2 separate regions of the Mus musculus genome follow, and region 2 is linked to region 1. A link is a loop called in an ENCODE intact Hi-C map of the cell type or tissue named here. Cell type or tissue: heart. All regions are shown on one strand.

Region 1 (8,000 bases):
GAGGAACGTCCTCCTGGTTAACTTTAAAGATTTCTTGATAATTAGAAATAGCAGGAGTCCAGGAGTCAAGGGCACAGGGCAATATCTCAGCAAAATGGCAAACATGGGACCTTCAGGATAACCCTTAAAGCTATGGGAAAGAGTTCTAAATACATGAGTTTGAAACATATAATTTCTTAACTATGCAGAAATAAAGGATGCAATATAAATTATGAAGGGTTTCATGAATCTAAAGGAACAGGGGTAGCTACTCTATGAGATAGCTTGTCAGAAAGATACAAAGACAGGCAGATTCCTGAGTTCAAGGTCAGCATGGGACATAGCAAGGTTAGATATCACCAGGTGTGATAGAAATGGTAATTTCAGGACAGAATCCCACCCAGCTAGTTTATGATCTGTGTTTAACAGAGGCAAGAAGATCTTTAAATTATTTTGCAATATTAAGAGAAAATGTATGGTTGCTGTCTCCTAAGAATCAAGGGGCTGGGTCACTGGATACTGATTCTTAGGATAATCAAAAGTAAACCTGGAGTAAATGACTGGATAGATATGTAAAATAAAAGGCTGGGCTTATGATCTGCAGGAGATGAGTGATCCAGAGAAAGTTTTAGGAGAAAAAGAGAGAACTGTTTGGAAAACTCTCTCTCTCTCTCTCTTTCTAGACACACACACACACAAACACACACACACAAGCAAGCAGGGTATGGGCAGTGAGATCTCTTAGAATAGCAAGCAAACAGAATATAGACAGAGAAATCGTCAGAGAGAAAGCACAACATAGAGAAAAGCAGACTGGAAAACCTATATGAAGTAGAGCATGGGTCCCCAGCTTATATCCATGATTTGACTTTGAGTCATTAATTTCACAGCTCCCAGAAACCCCTTCTCTCAGAACCCCCCTCCAAGCTGAAGCTGGTCCTTGGCACTTTGGGGTTGCATATCAGATGTCCTACATATCAGATATTTATATGATAATTCATAACAGTAGCAGCATTTGTGAAGTAGCAATAAAACAATTTTATGGTTGGAGGTCACCACACCATGATGAATTAAAGGGACATAGCCTTAGGAAAGTGAGGACCACTGATGTGTAGGAACCTAAGGTAGTACTGTCTTACTCTGTTTGTTTATTTGTTTGTTTTGGTTTCTTGAGACAGGGTTTCTCTGTATAGCCCTGGCTGTCCTGGAACTCGGTAGACCAGGCTGGCCTCAAACTCAGAAATCCACCTGCCTCCCAAGTACTGGAATTAAAGGCATGTGCCACCACCACCCGGCCACTGTCTCACTCTTTTTTTTTTTTAAGATTTATTTATTTTTTTTTTTTTTTTTTTTTTTTTTAAATTTTTTTTTAAGATTTATTTATTTATTATATGTAAGTACACTGTAGCTGTCTTCAGACACTCCAGAAGAGGGCGTCAGATCTCGTTACGGATGGTTGTGAGCCACCATGTGGTTGCTGGGATTTGAACTCCTGACCTTCGGGAGAGCAGTCGGGTGCTCTTACCCACTGAGCCATCTCACCAGCCCAAGATTTATTTATTATTATATCTAAGTACACTATAGCTGTCTCCAGATGCACCAGAAGAGGGTTTCAGATCTCATTACGGATGGTTGTGAGCCACCATGTGGTTGCTGGGATTTGAACTCAGGACATTTGGAAGAGCAGTCGGTGCTCTTAACCACTGAGCTATCTCTCCAGCCCCCACTGTCTCACTCTTAACTTCTGAAATGAAAAAAGTATTTCACATATCAGCTTCCCAGCAGAGGAGTCACTAATGACTGGAAATGTAACCAGACTAACTAAATGTTTACCTATAATAAATTCAAACTGTCACGTGGCTCCTGGTTTGTATGTTGGACAATGCAAGACTTATAATATTAATAAATTCTGCATTATTTATCATTAACAGTGGGCTTGTTTCTCTGGCTGAATCTTGGATAACATAGAAAGCAATTGGCACCTTCAAGCAGAAGAGCCTTGCTACACAAAGCCAAAGGACAGGGCTGACAGGGCTGGAGAATAGCAAGCATCTATCCTAGAAACGTCCCAGGACTCTGTGGACTCTGTGGACTGTGGCCAAAACCATCCTTTGAACCTAATCTCCAGTTTTCAGTGACTTCTGTTTGCTACAGTGAATGATATGAGCCTTCTCTAGTTTACTACAGGGCACAGATGGTGTTCTTAGAAATCTCTTTGAAAAAAAATTATTGCATTGATATCAAGTAAAGATTGAGTGTTTTGAAAGACATAACTCCTGCAAACAGAACCATGCAAGACCCAATCCTTGTTAGCTTCCTCCACGTAGTTCTCCTTTTTGTCATGTTTATCTTTGTTGTTCCTTTGAAGAATGACCTACCTATGGTAAGTAGCTTGCTTTCCAAAGCCCTTGAATTTCAGAAAAGCAATAATTTTAGATTTCAATTAATATGTAGTAGTCAATGATCTTCAAAGAAATAGAACCAATTGTATATGTCTTTCTCTCTGTGTGTGTTCTGTATACACAGTCATATGATACACAGTGTTTTTGTCAATGGTGTACGCCACACTCAAATAACAAAACTTCCTAGCAACAGTTTTCTCAGTCTGTATTCCAGCCCTTGATTTACATGTGACTCTCTATGTGTGTCTACTTGTAAAGCCTATGTTATGTTTGGAAGAAGTCTCAAAACCGAAGAGCTAACAGTTGAGTTTCTAGTCAGCCTGAAAGCCTGAGAATTAGGAATGTCTCTGGCAGATCAATCAGATCAAGCTGGGAGTCAACCTTCATCTTCATTTCGAGTTCTACTCAGCCAGCAACAGACCAGATGGGGCCCACTCACACTGGAGCAGTTATGTGCTTTAGTCAGTCCACCGGTGTGGATGCTAAGCTCTTTAGAATACTCTTCCAGATACAGTCAAACTGTTTAGTCAGCTCCTGGGCTTCTCATGCCTGACCAAGTTGGCACACAATTACTAATCACATGATGTTCTCCAAACACAAGGACCCCAGGAACAGGAACTGAAAATTAGCAAAGTTTTATGCCTCAGTTCTAGAACTGAAGGCATTAAAATGCTTCTGTTAAGAAATCCTAGACTCTGGATAAACTGAGCTTGAACTTGTTATTAAGGAAGGGATGTGGACAGAGCTTGGTCATCAGAAACTAGATTGTCCACACACCTCTGTGAGAATCCTCTCACAGTGTACTCCTGAGTTGGGGTGGAGACTAGCAAGATAAAGGCAGAGGGGCTTGGGATGAGGATCTCGAATTTTCTCTGGTATCCATTAAAGTCAGCAGAGTCATGCAGCTCATGTAGTGAAGAGGTAGAGGCAATTATATAGAAATAGAGCCACAAGGGGCTTTTGTTATAAGGTGACCATGGAAACAGAAAGGGTATAAAAGCCTTTGGAAAGTAAACACAGTGGAAACAGCATCAGAGTCCTGCGTGTTCTGCTCATTCTCCAACCATGTGGGAGATGGCACAAGATAGACATGGGAGAGTCCACTTTGGGTAGCTGTGTGGAGGATGCTACTGGCCTGCAGTTTACAGCCTGAAAGAAAACTAGAGGAGTTTGACACCCACTGCATCCATGCCCTACAAACTTAGCAATGGAGTGGATAGCTTCAGCTGTGAGAAATGAGCCCGTAGGCCTCCCAAATGGATTCTGCTTCCCGTATTTTGCTAGAAAACCCCTCCAGTCCCCAGGCCAGAAGCATGGTGAGCTAAGTCATGAGAAGCAAGGTGTACTCCATAAATAATCTTTCCATTGCTCTTTCTTTTTACTCCTGGGCAAACCTTTCTTTCTCAGCACACTCTCTTTCTCTGCATGAAATACACTTTTTCTAGTAGTATACCCTTGCCTACGTTGTCTGTCAGGCTGGACTGAGAAAACCAGAAACACTGCTGCATTTTTAACTACTCTGTAACTATGGCAACAGATGATAAATAACTATTTATGCCAGCTTCATTGTGAAACTGGCTAATTATCAACACACCCTGGGAATAAATTCTTCGAAGGGGCCTTCATGGTTAACTGACTGTGGAGAGACGAATGTGAACAATGTATTAACAGATTCTTCAAGATTAAGCCTCAGTAGAGAACACTTAAGTGCCTTTGTTTTCCATCTGGGGCCACAAACATGACTCTAGAGGATTATAAGAACCATTCCTGGTTATTTTGTTTTGTTTCATTTGTTTTGTTTTTGCTAAGATTGCTTAAGCAACCTTTTAGCTCTTAGTTGTTATAGTATTGACATAGGAAAACAAAATTTTGGTAACAAATCAATACAACTGTACAACTGGCCACTCAGTGACGTGCATGGTTCTGTTCCTTGAGTGGATAAGCTTGCTTTTTACCTCCTTCCAGCTTTTATCCCACCTTTGTTGTGTATCTTCCTGGAAAAAAAAGAGAAAGTTTTTGAAGGAAAACAACAACTTCTCTTTTAAAGTTGTCTTGATGTCTTTGTTCCTCTGTCCTACATATCTCACAGTGTTTGACTCTCTTATTTTGAGCTTGGTGAGTTAGTTTGCTTTCCTGTTACCCCAGCCTATTACTCTGTGCTGATTCCCAACCTTATGCTAAGACTAAAGACTTCAGATCTGAATTCACAGGGCCCTGTAACTTCCATCCCACTTACCCCTCCAACCTGCCTGGCCCTCTGTAGCAGCTCTCATGCAATCTAAATTGCTTGTCCTGATGCCAGTACTGGACCTGACCTGGGAAGGTTATAGGGGGAGCAGCTGCTCCTCTATGTTCTGGCAAGCAACCTTAACTAGGGCAGGTAAGGAGCAGGAGCAGGGAGGTTGTAGGGAAGAGGCTGCTGTGTGCACAGGCAGGAGACCTGAGCAATTGAAAGGAAATAAAACTTGAGACCTGTGATTCATGTAATTTATGTCAAATAGCCCAAAGAGTTGTTTGTGAGCTTTAAAACTTGGGGCTGAGAACATAGCAGAACAGGCCAGGACATGCCCGGGCAGGCCCATCGTCACATGTCCTGACTGGCCTAGTGCCTCCCTATCTCCCGCCCTTCTGACTGTTGATGTTTAAATGAACCAATCATGTGAAACCGCAGGGCCAGGATAGAAACATGGGTGTTGCTCAGTTAGAGGCAGCATTGACAGTGAGATCTGAAATAAATGCTGAGCTGCTAAAGCCTAATGTGGATGCACAGCCAAAGTTGAAGCCTTCTGGTCCCTCATGAAGAGCTATAGAAGGGGGGTTTGGGAAAGGACAGCATGGACAGTGTCTAGTCAGAGATCTGAAGCAGTAGAAATAGCTCTTCTCTGTTTCTCATGGATGTTTCTGATTGTGCCATCTATTCATCCTCAAGGGGAAAGATCAGAACCCAGTCACCAAGGGACTGCCCTTCTCAGCTGTGCTCTGCTCCCCATTGCCCTCACACTTGTCCTTTTCTTCTCTCCTCTGCCACAGAAGATGGTCTGAACTGGCAAGTTATACTTAGTGGGGAATGCTATGGAGCTGGTCACACCGCCCTCTTAAATAACGAATTGGACTGTGGAAGCTGGCATCTCCATAGCTACTCTAGAAGGAGAGTTTGTGTTGGGGAATGTTGTGATTTAACCAGAACGTGGCTCCTGTGCTTTTGTGTTTTATGTTTGGGGCCGCATTAGCTTTTGGAGGTGGGGCTAGGATGCTGACCATTATCTCTAAAAGAAGGCACTTCTAGTCTCACTAAACAAGACTCCAACCATTCTACAATGTGTCTGTCTTAGGCTGCTGGGAATTAGGATGTCTGCTCTAAGAACTTGATCTGTGATTTGTAAGTAAATGTATAAAAATACCAGGAGCTACTTATGTAGCCTGAGAATGGGCTCCGTGCTGACCCAAACACTTATACAAAGGATTGTTTCTCCATTCCTAATCCACTGAAAAGAAGCTAGTGGACAGAAAAATGGCTCCTCTTCAACTGGAAAACTTGGTAAAGTATATTTTAAAATATAAAAGCTGTGAATTACAGCAGATCCCCTGTGCTCTTATAAAGTGTTGCCTTTAATCATGAATGATCAATCATTGCCATTTATATAACCCCCATCTTTACATCGATAGTAGTTACCTTGATTTCCTAGTCCTTTTAGAACAGCAACATAATCCAAACTGTTTATTCACTATTACTGTATAAATTAATAAACTCCTCATGTCAGTTATTATCATCATTTCACAGTGATAAATGGAAATTCCTTTTCTTCCAGAAAAGGAACAGAACATGGCAAACAATGAGCCCTCCAGCCTTGTCTCAGATCCTACTCCTGTCTCCATTTCCCACCCACATTCACTCATTTTCTCAGTCTTTGGCTAACTGTGGTTAGTTTCTGATCATTTTAAACTGCTCTCCACATGTCATTAGGATAAAGTGTTTATGCTTTTTATTCAGTTCTGAAATTTCAAGAGCCTACCATTGGCTCACTCTAAAAATATCTTCATCTTCACAAATTCTCCATGGTTAGAATTTCTAAGTAAATCTGATTAGTGGAAATCTGATCTTTACACTATAGAAAATATTGAAGTAAACAATCCTGGAGTTTCCTGTTCATTCCTGCTGTTTCTTGTGTAAAATGTCATGTAAATGGATAGTGAAAGTCTCGTATGAAATTAGCCAATCACGAGGACATGAACTATAACATTTCAGGTAGTGAGTAAAAAACAAAAAAAGCCAGTCTGTGATGGCTCATACCTCTAACCCCAGAACTCAGGAGATAAAAGTAGGTGGATCTCTGAGCACAAGGCCAGCTGCTCTGCAGAGTTAGTTACAGAAAATCCAGCGTTACACAGAGAAACCTTATCTAAAAAGAAGAAGAAGAAGAAGAAGAAGAAGAAGAAGAAGAAGAAGAAGAAGAAGAAGAAGAAGAAGAAGAAGCAGCAGCAGCTCAGGTAGTGACAAAAGAGAAACCTATATGTCTCTGGGTGCCCACAGAGAACTTACCTTGACGATACAGAAGTAAATGTTAGTGAACAGTTGGCATGGCCTTTGTCATTGAGACATCATTAATGATGTCTGACAACTGTTAGGAACATTTAAATACACATTTCCTTTTAAGAGAATGTTCCTCTGTGTGGGTGTTTTCAACTAATATTTTTTACTTCACCAATTGGCTAATGTCCCATGGTGCCTGTAAGTTAAAACACAGATAGGATGGTTTTTGATATGCAGTATGCATGAAGCATCATCTGTTTCCCAACACAGAATTTGAGCTTTATAACTACACCTTCAGTTAAGTGGATCTTCACTGTTGTTTCAGGCCAGGTCTTCTGCTCAACAAACAAACAAACCAATCAATAGCCCCTCACAGTATGAACTTAAAAACAAGTCAACACCTTGATTCAGGAATGCAGTCAACAGTTCCTTTTCCAGGTAGAGGCTTAACCCCAGTTAATCTGCAACTTGTTTTACTTGCTTGGCCTCTCCTGTCCCCTGCTTTGAGTTTCTGACCAACAGTCCTCATCCAGATCTCGAACCTAAGTCTTCTGTATCTCAACCTAAGTCTACTGCATCTCAACTAAGTCTACTGCATCTCAACTAAGTCTACTGCATCTTAACCTGTCTACTGCATCTCAACTAAGTCTACTGCATCTCAACTCCCATCACTGGGCTTCACTAAGCTACACTTTTCTGATGGCATTTTGCCCCCTAAAAGTGTTCCATAAATTAAAACCAGAGTTAGGCATTCTGAAATTAGGACGTGTGTGATGAATAGGGCCTGAAAAGGGGAAAGAGGACCTAGGGAAGGCTGAGACTCCCTGTGCTGATTTCTGCTCCGTGGATGGTGCATGTGGTGCTGCCCAGGCTGTGACTGAGCTTGCTGTCTCTGTCAGTCAGGAAGCTGAAGGCAGGGAAATCTCCAGTGTAGCAGGGAGAACCAGGGAAAAGTCTCAGACCCAGCGGGCAGAGTCAGCAGGTGAAGAAAGGCTTCTATTAGAGGTGAGGAAGCACACAGAGAAAGCCAATTCACAGAAAAGAGGCTCTGCAAAGCACCGGGGAGCTGGGGGCGTTGAAGCTCCCTC
Region 2 (8,000 bases), 150 kb before region 1:
AGAATAGCTCAGTAGTTCCTAAAGCTGAACATAGTATGTGGTGGAAAGATAACATATTATCAAAATAAAAGTTGTCAACGGGCAAAGTTGATTTTTTAAATTTATTTATTTTCAGGAGAGATGGCGTGATGCTTCAGTTTGGTACTGCGCCTCCTGGATTATCTGTAGTTTGTGTAGCTGTGATGTTGTGGTGATCCTCAAGGCAAGGCAGGGTATTGGCCTTCTGCTATACTCATAGTGAGACTCTCTCTGCTCATTGGGAATCTCTGCCATGGGCTTGGCAGAAGCAAACCTAGAGCAGGGCTTGCTGATGGTGCCCATGCTAAGGGATGGTTTGGTGTAGAATCCATTTAAAACTTTCTTGGTGTGCCCCTCCCCCTACCAGCCGCAAATAGAAACTGAACAAGGGCAGAACTTCAAAGCAAGCTTGACTTTCTCATCCTTTTGAAGAGAATTTTGGTGCCAAGTCCTTTCTTTTGGCAATTCTGGGGCCATGTCTGGACTGATATTAAAAGGGAGAGGATAACAAGAAAACCCACAAAATCAACAAACCTGGGTTTACTGGGGCTTACAGCCACTGAATAGAGAACCAGGAGCTGGTATGGAACTGACCTAGGTCCTATGCATATATGTTGTACAGCTTGTGTAGCTTGGTTTTCTTGTGGGATTCCTAATAGTGGGAGTAAGGGCTATCTCTGAATCTGCCTGCTTTTGGGACACCCTCTCCTACTGGGTTGCCTCATCTGGCCTTAATACAAGGGGTATTACTTACTACAACTTGATATGTATGCTGTATTGTTGATATCCATAGGGGAGGCCTGTCCTTTTCTGAAGAGAAACAGAGGAGTCATGGTTGGGAGGAAGGGGTAGAAGGGAGGTGGGGGAAGGAGCTGGGAGCAGAGGAGGGAGGGGAAACTACAGTAGCGATGTAAGGAGGGGAGTATATATGGCAATAATTGATCCTTCACGATTAAAGGCAACACTTTACAAGAGCACAGGGGATCTGCTGTAATTCACAACTTTTATATTTTAAAATATACTTTACCAAGTTTTCCAGTTGAAGAGGAGCCATTTTTCTGTCCACTAGCTTCTTTTCAGTGGATTAGGAATGGAGAAACAATCCTTTGTATAAGTGTTTGGGCCAGCATAGAGCCCATTCTCAGGCTACATAAGTAGCTCCTGGTACTTTTATACGTTTACTTACAAATCACAGATCAAGTTCTTAGAGCAGACATCCTAATTCCCAGCAGCCTAAGACAGACACATTGTAGAATGGTTGGAGTCTTGTTTAGTGAGACTAGAAGTGCCTTCTTTTAGAGATAATGGTCAGCATCCTAGCCCCACCTCCAAAAGCTAATGCAGCCCCAAACATAAAACACAAAAGCACAGGAGCCACGTTCTGGTTAAATCACAACATTCCCCAACACAAACTCTCCTTCTGGAGTAGCTATGGAGATGCCAGCTTCCACAGTCCAATTCGTTATTTAAGAGGGCGGTGTGACCAGCTCCATAGCATTCCCCACTAAGTATAACTTGCCAGTTCAGACCATCTTCTGTGGTAGAGGAGAGAAGAAAAGGACAAGTGTGAGGGCAATGGGGAGCAGAGCACAGCTGAGAAGGGAAGTCCCTTGGTGACGGGGTTCTGATCTTTCCCCTTGAGGATGAATAGATGGCACCAATCAGAAACATCCATGAGAAACAGAGAAGAGCTATTTCTACTGCTTCAGATCTCTGACTAGACACTCTCCATGCTGTCCTTTCCCAAACCCCCCTTCTATAGTTCTTTATGAAGGACCAGAAGGCTTCAACTTTGGCTGTGCATCCACATTAGGCTTTAGCAGCTCAGCATTTATTTCAGATCTCACTGTCAATGCTGCCTCTAACTGAGCAACACCCATGTTTCTATCCTGGCCCTGCCTCAGTTCCCCAAGCAACCTTTTCCCTCATCCCTGAGATGTTCCAGCTGTTACTGAATTTATCTATGTGCTCACAAAGTGCACAGCTACAGAATGAGGAGCATCTATGTGTGCTCCTGACAGTGACATCAAGAAACAATTTTGTAACTTAATGTTCCTAAAGTCAAATGAAAGAGGCTGTAACCTTCTACACCAAGGGCCTTCTGAATGCTGTGTGTTGACAACTACATTTTGCTCAGGAGAAATGAAAGCACCAAGAGAAGGGGCCTCAAGGATAGCAAAGTGGGCCCCAGTGATCAGATTATAACATTGTCAACATCCTATCTTGGGAGGGACTCCCTCCTCTTCAGTTACCAACCCAGGGAAGAGACCAAGCAGGTTCTTAGAAGAAGTGCTAAGTAGCAACAGTCATATGCAAAGACAGGAGGAGGAAGGAAGGAAGTGGGTAAGGTGAAAAGGAAAGGGGAAGGCAATTGACCTTTGTCAATTAAGACATTTCCCACCCAGGCTGTGCCTAAAGGTGGAAAGGGTGGGGTGAGAGGAGTTTGAGCAGGCTGCGCGGGCTGCTTGCGGGGCTGTGGAAACAAAGGTGACTTACTGTGAAAGGCAAGGAGCATATGGCGAAGGTGATGGTCATAATGGCCAGGAGAATGAGGTGGTCCGTCTCCTCTGCCATCGAAGTCCTCTCTCCTCTCCTGCGAGATCCAGGGCCTCTTAGGCTACTGCCAGACAATCCGCAGCGGCTTCTTCTGCTCCGACGGTGCATGCGAATGAGGTTGAGGATAACGCTGATGTTGCAGGCGAGCACAGCCACGATAAGCAGCAGGAGCATCGTGGCGTACAGCTGAAGGTATGCAGTCCTCCCGTGCCGGATAAAGCACCATGTCCCAGGACAGTACTGGACGTACTCCCCGTAGTTGAGCAGCGGCAGGGAACAGAAGAGCAAGGAGGCCCCATAGATGACAGGCAGCACCGCCAGACCCCCGCGGCGCGATAAGTGGCGCCTGTAGAAGTAAGGGTACCCGATGGAGAGGTAGCGTTCCAGGGCCATAGCGAAGAGCATGAGCATCGTGGCCAGACTAAAGAAGGTCATAGTGAAAGCGAAATAGGTACACGCGTGACTTTCGGGAGCCAGGGCCACCAGGGTCTGGTTTCTTGAATATGAAGCCAGCACCACCGGGCTGATGAGGCAGGTTCCCAGCAGGTCAGTGAGCACCAATTCCGTTACCAGCACGTGAAACAAGGAGATAGAGGTCCTGCTGCCGGCGCTACACCCGGTGTCCCCACGCCAGCGGCGCGCCAACAGTGCCAGTGCGATGAGATTCCCCAGAACCCCGGCCGAGAACATCACCGAGCTGATGGCTGGGCTTTCCCCCGAAAGGAGCCACTGACGACTCTTGCAGTCCTCCATTAGCTTGGAGTCATTAAGAAAATTGTCCATGGTGGAGGGTGTGGAGGAGAGATGATATCTCTTCCAGGCAAGTACCAGACAGTCGGAGGGTCTGATGGCCCCAGGGCTCCAAGACAGAGCAGGGAAAAGGGGAGGGACCGAAATCCAGAGCTCCCTTCCGGCCCCCAACTCGCACCAAGGACAGACTTGTTTGGGTCTCCTGCCTGTACGTACAGTGGCCTCTTCACTACAATATCCGGTCGCTCTCGGTGCTTCTGTGCCTCACCTGCCCTAGCAGGGGGTGCTTGCCAGAGCAGCTGCTCCCTCCAGCGCCTTCAGGGGGCAAGTCCAGTAGTGGAATCCAGGAAAGCAATTTAGATTGCTTGCGAGCTGCTGCCGTGGGGCCAGGCAGGGCAGACACACACTGACAGGGCTCTAGAAGGGACCTGGGGGCGTTCCCAGCGCTCACCCTGAGCTGGCCCATAAGGTCTTCCTTCCTATGGGTTGGAAGTTGCAGTGCCTCTGACTTCAGCTCTGAAGCCTTTAGCCCTAGCAGAAGGCTGGGAACCAGCACAGTTTAATAAGACTGGGGTAACAGGAACTCACCAAACTGAGGTTAAGAGAGTCCAGCCCTGTGAGGTGTGGAGGAGGCACAAAAACATCAAGACAACTTGAAGTAAGAATATGAGAGAGGTTGTTGTTTTCCTTTAAAACAAAACAAAACACAAAACATCCAGAAAGATACCCAACAAAGGTGGGACAAAAACTGGAAGGAACTGAAAAGCAAACCTATCCATCCAAGAAATGGAACCGTGCACACCACAGAGTGGCCTTTGCCTTCCTATAACAACGACTTGCTTAAGCAATCCTAACAAAACAAAACAGGAACTGTTCTTGTAATCCTCTAGAGTCATGTTTGTGGCCCCAGATGGAAAACAAATGGCACTTAAGTGTTCTCTATTGAGGCTCAATCTTGAAGAATCTGTTAATACATTGTTCACATTCGTCTCTCCACAGTCAGTTAACCATTCGAAGGATTTATTCCCGGAGTGTTTTGGTAATTGGCCAGTTTCACAATGAAGCTGGCATAAATAGTTATTTATCATTTGTTGCCATAGTTACAGAGTAGTTAAAAATGCAGCAGTGTTTCTGGTTTTCTCAGTCCAGCCTGACAGACAACGTAGGCAAGGGTATACTACTAGAAAAAGTGTATTTCATGCAGAGAAAGAGAGTGTGCTGAGAAAGAAAGGTTTGCCCAGGAGTAAAAAGAAAGAGCAATGGAAAGATTATTTATGGAGTACACCTTGCTTCTCATGACTTAGCTCACCATGCTTCTGGCCTGGGGACTGGAGGGGTTTTCTAGCAAAATACGGGAAGCAGAATCCATTTGGGAGGCCTACAGGCTCATTTCCCACAGCTGAAGCTATCCACTCCATTGCTAAGTTTGTAGGGCATGGATGCAGTGGGTGTCAAACTCCTCTAGTTTCCTTTCAGGCTGTAAACTGCAGGCCAGTAGCGTCCTCCACACAGCCACCCAAAGTGGACTCTCCCATGTCCATCTTGTGCCATCTCCTCCCACATGGTTGGGGAATGAGCAGAACAGGCAAGACTCTGATGCTGTTTCCACTGTGTTTACTTTCCAAAGGCTTTTATACCCTTTCTGTTTCCATGGTCACCTTATAACAAAAGCCCCTTGTGGCTCTATTTCTATATAATTGTCTCTACCTTTTCACTACATGAGTGACATGACTCTGCTGACTTTAATGGATACCAGAGAAAATTCGAGATCTCATCCCTATACCCTCTGCCTTTTTCTGCTAGTCTCTACCCCAACTTAGTAGCACACTGTGAGAAGATTCTCACAGAGGTGTGTGGACAATCTAGTTTCTGATTACTAAGCTCTGTCCATACCCCTTCCTCAACAACCCCTCAGACCCTAGGGTATGCACTCCCTGCATGTGAGACAGTCTTGGGGATCCTGGGGGAAGAAGCCACTATGAAGCCCCAGACATGGGTTTAAGCAAGGAATTCCCTGGTGCAGGGAAGTTTGTCTACAGGACAGGTGGCTTTGGGGCTCCGTGAGTGATCCCTACTTAAAGGTGAATATGTCACAAGAAAAAGACCAGAGCTAGTTGTATAATTCTTAGGAGTTCATATCTTAGTAATTACTTTTCTGGGCTTCGTGATTTCATTTGCAACATATTCAAATTAGCATTTTTGTTTGTTTGTGTGTTTGTTTCCAGTAGTTGCACAGAGAGAGCTAGCAGTCCTACTGTGTTCCATGTTTCAGCAGTCTCACTGGATGCTTAGTTTGCCATCTCTACCTACTCAGACCATCAGGTCGGTTCAGTAAATTGAATTATCTTCTGTAGTTTGAAAGTGGCTTCTTCCCATTTCTAATTGTAGTGTCAGCATCCCAGTACAAGTTCAGTTTATCCAGAGTCTAGGATTTCTTAATAGAAAAATATATTAACACCCTCAGTTTTAGAATTGGGACATACAGCTTTGCTAATTTTCAGTTCCTGTTCATGAAGCCATTGTGTTTGGGGAACACCATGTGATTAGTAATTGTGTGTCAACTTGGTCAGGCATGGGATGCCCAGGAGCTGACTAAACAGTATGTCTGACTATATCTGGGAGGTGTTCTAAAGAACTTAGCATCCACATTGCTGGACTGACTAAGGCACATAACAGCTCCATTGTGGGTGGGCCCCATCTGGTCTGTTGCTGAGTGAATAGCACTAGGAATATAGGTGAAGGTTGATACCCAGCTTCATTTGGGGCATTGATCCGCCATTGACATTCCTGATTCTCAGGCTTTCAGGCTGACTAGAATCTCAACTTTTAGCTCTTCAGTCTTGAGACTTCTTCCAAACATAACACTGGCTTTACAAGTAGACACACATAGAGAGCCACATGTAAATCAAGGGCTGGAATACAGACTGAGAAAGCTGTTGCTAGGCAGTTTTGTTATTTGAGTGTGACGTACACTATTGACAAAAACATTGTGTATCATATGACTTTGTATACAGAACACACATAAAGAGAAAGACATATACAATTGGTCCTATTTCTTTGAGGATCTCTGACTAATACATATTACTTGAAATATAAAATTCATATTTTCCTTTATGGATCTGTAACTCAGGGGCTTTGGAAGGGAAGCTACTTACCATAGGTCATTTTTCAAAGGCAGGCAAAGATAAACATGAAAGGAAGGAGAACTACTTGGAGGAAGCTAACACCGGGGCTTGCATGTTTCTATTTGCAGGAGTTATGTCTTTCAAAACACTCAAACTTTACTTCTTGATATCTATGCATGTCTAAATAATTTTTTTCAAAGAGAATTCTAAGAACACTATCTGTGCCCTGTAATAAACTACACAAGGCTCACACCATTCACTGTAGCAAACAGAAGTCACTGAAAACTAGAGGTTAGATTTAAAGGATGGTTTTGGCGACAGTCCACAGAGTCCTGGGAAGTTTCTAGGTGGTCTGCTGGTAGATGCTTGTACATGCTGGTACATGCTTGTACATGCTGGTAGATGCTTGCGATCCTCCAGCTCTGTCAGATCTATTCTTTGGCTTTTTGGAGCAAGGCTCTTCCCCTTGTTTCTATGCTAGTCAAGATTCAGCCAGAGAAACAGGTCCACTGTTAGAGATAAATAATGCAGATTTTATTGTTATAAGCCTTTCATTGTCCAATCGCTAGCCAGTAGCCACATGACAGTTTAGATCTAAGTTTATTAAAGGGAAAAAAAATGAAGTTTCTCTAGGTATAGTTCTAGCTATTAGTGACTCCCCTTCGAAGAAGCTCATATGTGGAATATTTTTTTCATTGCAGAAGTTAAGAGTCCTTTAGGTTGTACAACAGTGGTTGTCACCTTCCTAACGCTATGGCCATTTAATTTAATTCCTCATGGTGTGGTGACCTCCGACCATAAAATTATTTCATTGCTACTTCATAAATGTAATATTCCTACTACTATGAATTGTAATGTAAATATTTGATATGTAGAATATCTGATATGCAACCCCCAAAAGGGCCGTGACCCACAGGTTGAGAACCACTGTCTACATGATGTGGGGATTGGTAGCAGAGACTACAGTGTTTGTCCCTATCCTTGGTTCTTGTTTTGAGCCTGAACCTCATTAAGGACCTGCTAGAACTCCTGTTAGAGAAGAACTCCTGTCATAGAGGATAGCAACCTCAGAACCATAAAGGTAATCTAGAACTCAGGAAGGACTGAATGAAGCCTTTGAGGACACACTGGATGTGCACGTGTCTTACTTAGCACCTCCAGTCTTAGTGGCATCAGTATCCTGCAGAAGAAGCGTCATGGTCTAAAGATGTACTTGACTTGAGATTTGAAGAAACCATTGGTGGAGATCGAGGAGCTTCAAGTCCAGGTGATGTCCTATGCAGCAGGATAAGCCAGCCTATCAGAGGGAGTGTGGGAAAGCCACCAGCATGCCCAGAGACTTGCATTTTGTCTTTAGAGCAGGGCCAGCATGATGCTGCTTCTCTGCTGCCTTTCAGATCGCGTGCAACATGCCGCTTGTGACAAGCACTGGCCTTACTGTGCAAGGCTTCTGGATGATACTTTCTGCTTGGCTGGAAGACACAGGCCAAGCTTACCATTCGGCTTCTTCAAGGGTTCAGGCATCCCACCTGCAGTGAAGGCAGGGCAAGA

The links. A loop is a pair of places that touch in the nucleus more often than their neighbours do. Peaks named below come from ENCODE experiments on the same cell type or tissue, not always from the same donor. Only the 100,000 strongest peaks of a DNase experiment are listed, where the experiment ranks them.
Region 2: a loop joins it to region 1, with 36 times the contacts of the local background. A loop is called at or near these places in 10 of 42 quality-filtered maps.

What each region holds. Positions count from the first base shown.
Region 1 is chr14:44,830,298-44,838,297 of GRCm38, reverse strand. No RefSeq gene overlaps it. Among named protein-coding and RNA genes, the nearest start is that of Gm34198, 11 kb to the left of the region's middle. In heart, no CTCF peak of the experiment used is centred here; no DNase peak of the experiment used is centred here.
Region 2 is chr14:44,984,322-44,992,321 of GRCm38, reverse strand. It overlaps Ptger2 (prostaglandin E receptor 2 (subtype EP2)), which reads right to left and starts at 4,211. Exons shown (of 2, transcript NM_008964.4): 1 at 2,515-4,211. The coding sequence starts at 3,357. In heart, no CTCF peak of the experiment used is centred here; a DNase peak (open chromatin) is centred at 3,361; H3K4me3 peaks cover 1,608 bases; H3K27me3 peaks cover 4,337 bases.